2 separate regions of the Mus musculus genome follow, and region 2 is linked to region 1. A link is a loop called in an ENCODE intact Hi-C map of the cell type or tissue named here. Cell type or tissue: heart. All regions are shown on one strand. Links, peaks and the distances in the headings refer to the core of each region. The heading gives the core; the rest is flanking DNA. Region 1 overlaps Myo5a (myosin VA). Region 2 overlaps Myo5a (myosin VA).

Region 1 (2,920 bases), core at 232-2,731:
TATCTTAAGGATGTACAGAAATATTTGGCAAATATTTGTTAAAAATTGTTATTATGGGACATAGGAATGGTTTGAGAAAGGGCAGCTGGGAGGGACTGGAAGGAGGAAAGGGATGTAACTGTAATTTAATTGAAGCATATTTTAACTGCTGTAACAACCTAAATAATTTATCCATAGTGAATGATTTAAATAGATTGTGGACTATATATACCATAAGATACTCTGCAGCCATTCAATAAATAATGTAGGTCTTTAAATACTAATCTAGGATCTGTCCACAGTCAATGATGTTAAGAGCAGAAATGAAGTAGCAATTATAGCTTGTGACATTACCTTGTTACTGTCTGTCTGTCTGTCTCTCTCTTTCACTTTCACACACACACACACACACACACACACACACACACACACACACACACACACACACAGAGTAAATGCTAATAGTCTGGTACCTATGCCAATTCACACTGCTTAAATCCTAGCATTAGCTCCTGAAGACCATCCCAACAGCATATATGGAGTACTCTTAAACTTAGAGAAATATTTATATTTTGAAATCATCTCCAGGGATCCATTTTCACCTCTGACTTAGTATCTGAAGTAGAATGAGATTTTGGTAAACATTCTCTGGCTTCAACAGATAAAAAGAATCAGGTAAGCCTTGGCCAGAGAAGCCTTTAGTCCAAGAAGCTCTGCTTTTAACTGATGTCCAAATTAACAAAAGGCCAGAAAGATCTCCAACAGAGATGGAGTCAAAACAGAAAACCAGAACCAAAGACATGCCATTGGCCTCAAATTTTCAAATCCTTAGAAAGCCAACTGCTAATTTGTTTTCTTGTTGTCAAAAAACTAGAAATTTTTGGAAATAGATTCCCTCTACAAGACATGAAGATCTTCCCCAAAAGTCTTTCTCCTTATTTCACTTTGACTTACGTGAATGGAAACTTGAAATCATTAGGCTTAATACAGCGTACATAGTGAGGAGTAGTGGCATTAAGGGTTTCCATAAGCAGGTGAAGGGAGTTTCGAAACTGCATGAAAAGGGTTAAAAAAATTAGTTTTGTTAGAGATCAAAGACAATTTAAAATTCTCCTTTAACATATTGAAGATGACATAAATTTAAAGTTATCTTCACAGGGGAGTGGTTCATAAACAAGAATTCTAGGGGTGTCATTTACATTTGCCTAAACCCACACGTTTATCCTGCTGAGTATGTATGTACTCCTTTCTCTGTTGCTTCTTGTTGCAAGTTCCATTATATGTGACTTACAATTTTGTTGCTAGGGCCATTTAATTATTAAGGTATGAACCCTTACTACACAATACTAAAAAAAGCTGTAGATTTCTTAGTATTATATAAACAATGAGCAGAGAACAGGCTGAAGGGACCACCATTATGGACATGGGTCAAGACAGGAGGCTGTGGATCCACATCAGGCCCTGTTCCTATCTGGCACAAGGCCTCAAGGAATAATGCACTTTGCTGACTAGTGTACGGCTCCCTTCCAAAGCCACACCCATGTTCAGGCACCAAGCTTGTGTGGAATGTTTCCCATTCCCCACAGGGAAAAATACATCTAAGGAAGGAGAGGGTATTTTCTTGTACTGAGGAAGCTGACAGATGCTCTGTATAAATATAGAAATGAAACAAGAACAAAACAAAGACGCGATATGTATTAGAGGAACTGAGACACGGTGAAATTTATTTTGGGACGGGTTGGTGTATGGTTGAGTCTGGGGTGGGTAAAGTCTAAGTGTTTGTACAGCAGAAACTCTGGCCTGTCTTCACGTGAAGATCCTGTCCTCTAGGCTGAAGAGGGAAGGCCTGAGGCTTTGTGGAAGCTGAGGAGAAGAAGTCTGGCAGTGGCAGCCCCTGAGCTCACCTGATGTCCCACTGTCTTCTTGTGCTCTTTGGCAGTCTGGCCAGGTCGGCCCTTGGTGGGCTTTACAGGAACTCGAGTGAGAGGAGTGCGCCCTGAGGAGGTGGCAGAGGTGGGACTGATGGCCTTCTCATCATCTTGAAATAGCTCTGGTAGCATCTTAAACTGAGTCACAAACAGTACAAGAAAGTTATACTCTAGACCCAGGAGTTGAGGCAACATAGCTATACTCCCTTCGTTGAGGAGATAGAGATAGGAGGATCATGAATTCCAAGCCAGACTTAGCAATAGAGTGACTTCAAGACTTCCAATGGAGACGCTCACCCCAAAACCAAACCAAAACAACAAAAAACGTTATACTCTAAACACCAACTGGAAGGTAAGCCTTTGTAGAAGACACATTATAGATGCTTCTAGTAAGCAATTATTCCTGTATGGTGAAAAAATATTTGGGGTGGAACAAACTTAAAACGAGTATATATACTGACTTGAAAATCTATCTAATCCAAAAGAATGTGAATAAAGCATATAACTGATTTTGAACCATAATTATTTTATGAGAAAATATTAATTGAAAGACTGAGTTTATCACCTCAGTTCTACAATTGGTTTTATGCAGCAGAAGCAAAGGACCAGTCCAGGTCTCCAGGTATCTGCAGTAGTAAGCAACTCAGAAACACCCGAGAGTCTCAGCAGGAAGGCGTTATGAATAAGCTTTCAATGTTAGAAGGTAAAAGTTAATGATGAATTAATAATTCTAAGAAAATAATTTAGATTGTATAGAATAGGAGAAAACTCTGTGATTATATTATATGTATTTATATTTGATTTTGAAATTTAGAACATTAGTGCAATTACCATAATCATGTTTTTTAAGATGTGGTCTTCTTATGTTACCATAGGAACATAGATCTGTAGATCAGGATGATCTCAAACTCAGAGATCTGCCTGCCTCTCTCTCACAAGCAGTGAGATTAAAGGCATTAATCTTCACTAAGTGAATGGATACTAGTCAATATAGTGGGATGAACATTCCTGAA
Region 2 (2,920 bases), core at 117-2,616, 72 kb after region 1:
GAAGTATAAGTTATGTGCCTAAATTAAGAAAGAAACAAACAAATTTGGGAGACAGAACACAAATTTCAGCTATTCCCCTCAATGTTTTAAAATAAATTAGCAATAGCAGTTATTATTACCATAACAAGTAACTTTTTTTGAGATGGCATTTCACTGCTGCCCAGATTCACCTGAAACTTCTAGGTTCCAGTTCCCTCCCACATTAACCTGCCATGGATCTAGACTACTGGAACAATCCACTATGCTCTAAAGACTTCCTGATTTCAGCACTGTCTTTTGTTGTTGCTATTTGAGACAATCTCTCTTTGTGACCCTACCTGTGCTAGAACTCACTATGTAGACAAGGCTGGTCTCAAACTCACAAACATCCACCTGCCTCTGCAGTGCTGGGATTAAAGGAGTGTGCCACCAGGCTCAGCCAGTACTGACCTTTAAAGTGAAATCTCTGTTCTTCTAGGTCATTGTTAAAAACAGAAGGAAACCACTCTGTACTGAATGTTCAGCCCAGAAATCATATACACACAAACAACACTAGATAGACTCAGCAACTTTGTGTGTGTGCGTGCGTGCGTGCGTGTGTGTGTGTGTGTGTGTGTGTGTGTGTGTGTAAAACAATAATAGTCAAAAGAGTCCATCAATGTGAGAGGCAGTGAGAGGGGCACATGGGAGATGTTGAAAGAAGAAAAAGGAAGAGGGAAGTGATATAATTATACTTTAATTAATTTTTAAAAGCAGAAAAAATAAAATTGAAACTCTTTATTCTTAAAAAAAGAGGCAGTGCTGAATAATTGCTGAACTACTTTTCATAGATATTTAGTACCTAGGTAACTACAAGTGATATTCATTTCTAATCAACCCTCAACGGATACAGAAGCTTTTAAAAGTTTAAATCATTTCTTCTATATTAATGGTCTGCAAATGACAGAAAATGGCATCTTTAAAAAGAAACCAATTGTGAGAAACAGATCTCAGGTGATAAACCTGATGTCAGATTGAATTTGAACAACATAAAGTAGAAAGTGCTACTGGAACTTTAAGGGGACAATCGGACTCCAAGAGAGCTGGGGTTTTCTGTCACATGAGCCTGTTTGTCAGTTGATGTCTGCATGAGGACTATGAGGAACCCATGTGACACTGGCCTCCAGGATAACAACGTCTCTGCTTAAAAATCTTACCTAGTAGTACTGACCAGTGTTACGGAGATAAAAAGAAAAACCCAATTCATCATAACCTTTGCAATTCCCTTCTTCATATGCACTAAGTCATTTATTATATGGATATTAGCTGTACATGTTTCTTCTGTATAATTTTATATATCACAGCCAGGAAGAGGAAGCGTTTTAAATAGGAATGTCAGACACACACCCAGATACTCTCTCCTTTACTTACTCTCTTTTGGCAGAAAAAAATAATTTCAAGAGCCTGGCATCAGACAACTACATAAAATTACCATTAGTTGTCACCATAAACAAGTAATGATGAAGACATACTTCAATCCGAATTTCCTGGAAGTAAGCATGGTGGCCAACACCTTTAATTCAAGCACCCAATAGGCCGAGACAAGTGACTTTGAGTTCAAGTCTAGCCTGAGTCACATGGCAACAATCTCTTGAAAGAAAATAAAAAATTCTCACGGTAAACTGTTTCTTTTACTTTTATGAGCTGCTTAAGTCACATTTGTCTTCTATGTTTTTTCTACTTATTTCCAAATCAAATTTGAATTAGACTACAGTTACTGAGAGCCCCTTAGGAGCCAAGCCCTGTAAGAAACTGGTAAGTAAGAGGGGGTTGGGTAGGGTAGGGACAGGGTGGAGGAAAAAGCATCTTCTGTCCCCTACTTTCCAGGTCACTTTCAAAGGAGCAAAACCATCTTGACAAATAACTCACACTGACTGTCACTACTCTCACTTTCTCACTGGTGGAAAAAACATGTTTTAAGAGTCCAAGAGGGGCTGGTGAGATGGCTCAGTGGGTAAGAGCACCCAACTGTTCTTCCGAAGGTCCTGAGTTCAAATCCCAGCAACCACATGGTGGCTCACAACCATCTGTAACAAGATCTGACGCCCTCTTCTGGAGTGTCTGAAGACAGCTACAGTGTACTTACATATAATAAATAAATAAATCTTTAAAAAAAAAAAAGAATCCAAGAGATTTGGTCTGAATGACATGGTAAAATCAGTTTTGAACACAGGAGTGTCTGGCCCTCTGATTCCGGAGGCACCTGCACACATGAGTTGGATGTAAATTCAGCCAGGCACAGACATACATACAAAAATGAAAAAGTTCTTCTCAATTTTCTTACCTCAGCTCTCTTGTCTGTCTGCACTTTAAATTTTACTCACCAAATAACAAATTTCAAAACAATTGAACTCTGACTGGCAATCTAAATTTTAGTAGGACTGTATAAGTGGAGGGCACAGCTTCCCTATAAGCCTTCCACAGAGGTGAGGAGACAAAGTGAGCCACAGAGTTCTAATGCTTGCAAGCATTCAATGGCTGCCCAGCTGCTCCTCCTCTGACATTTTAGTATCTTGTTTGCTTCTTCCCCTGCTGACAGTCAAAACCTGCAGCTGCTGTAAACTTGGGTGTCCTAGGGCCAGCCCTGGCTGGAAGCCTGGAGCACCTCTCTCTCACGCTTTAATTGAGGTCTTCTGCCCACTCACTCTTACTCATACCCACTTTTCCCATATTATTGAAACTTCAGTTCTTGCCTCCGTCATGTTCAGGTTTCTAGGCCTGAGGAAATTAACTCTTTAAAAAGCCATGTACAGTGTTCGGAAGGCTCTGGATATAGCCGGAGTAGCTGGAAGTTACGAATCAATGCTGGATTATTTATAGTAATGTTTGCGATGTTCAGAGTGTGACTAGAGTTCATCTTTCATCGCCTGATACTTACCATATACCTGAATTGTTCTGTGCA

Evidence for each region. Hi-C counts contacts between places; a loop is a spot of excess contacts. Peaks named below come from ENCODE experiments on the same cell type or tissue, not always from the same donor. Only the 100,000 strongest peaks of a DNase experiment are listed, where the experiment ranks them.
Region 2: it touches region 1 in a loop (2.2-fold over the local background); 3 of 42 quality-filtered maps call a loop at or near these places.

The regions. Positions count from the first base shown.
Region 1 is chr9:75,159,543-75,162,462 of GRCm38, reverse strand. Myo5a (myosin VA) reads right to left here. Exons shown (of 41, transcript NM_010864.2): 15 at 1,884-2,045; 16 at 934-1,031. Among named protein-coding and RNA genes, the nearest start is that of Myo5c, 71 kb to the left of the region's middle. In heart, for the core only: no CTCF peak of the experiment used is centred there; a DNase peak (open chromatin) is centred at 1,782.
Region 2 is chr9:75,087,669-75,090,588 of GRCm38, reverse strand. All of the region lies in intron 1 of Myo5a (myosin VA), which reads right to left. Among named protein-coding and RNA genes, the nearest start is that of Myo5a, 18 kb to the right of the region's middle. In heart, for the core only: no CTCF peak of the experiment used is centred there; a DNase peak (open chromatin) is centred at 1,098; H3K27ac peaks cover 123 bases.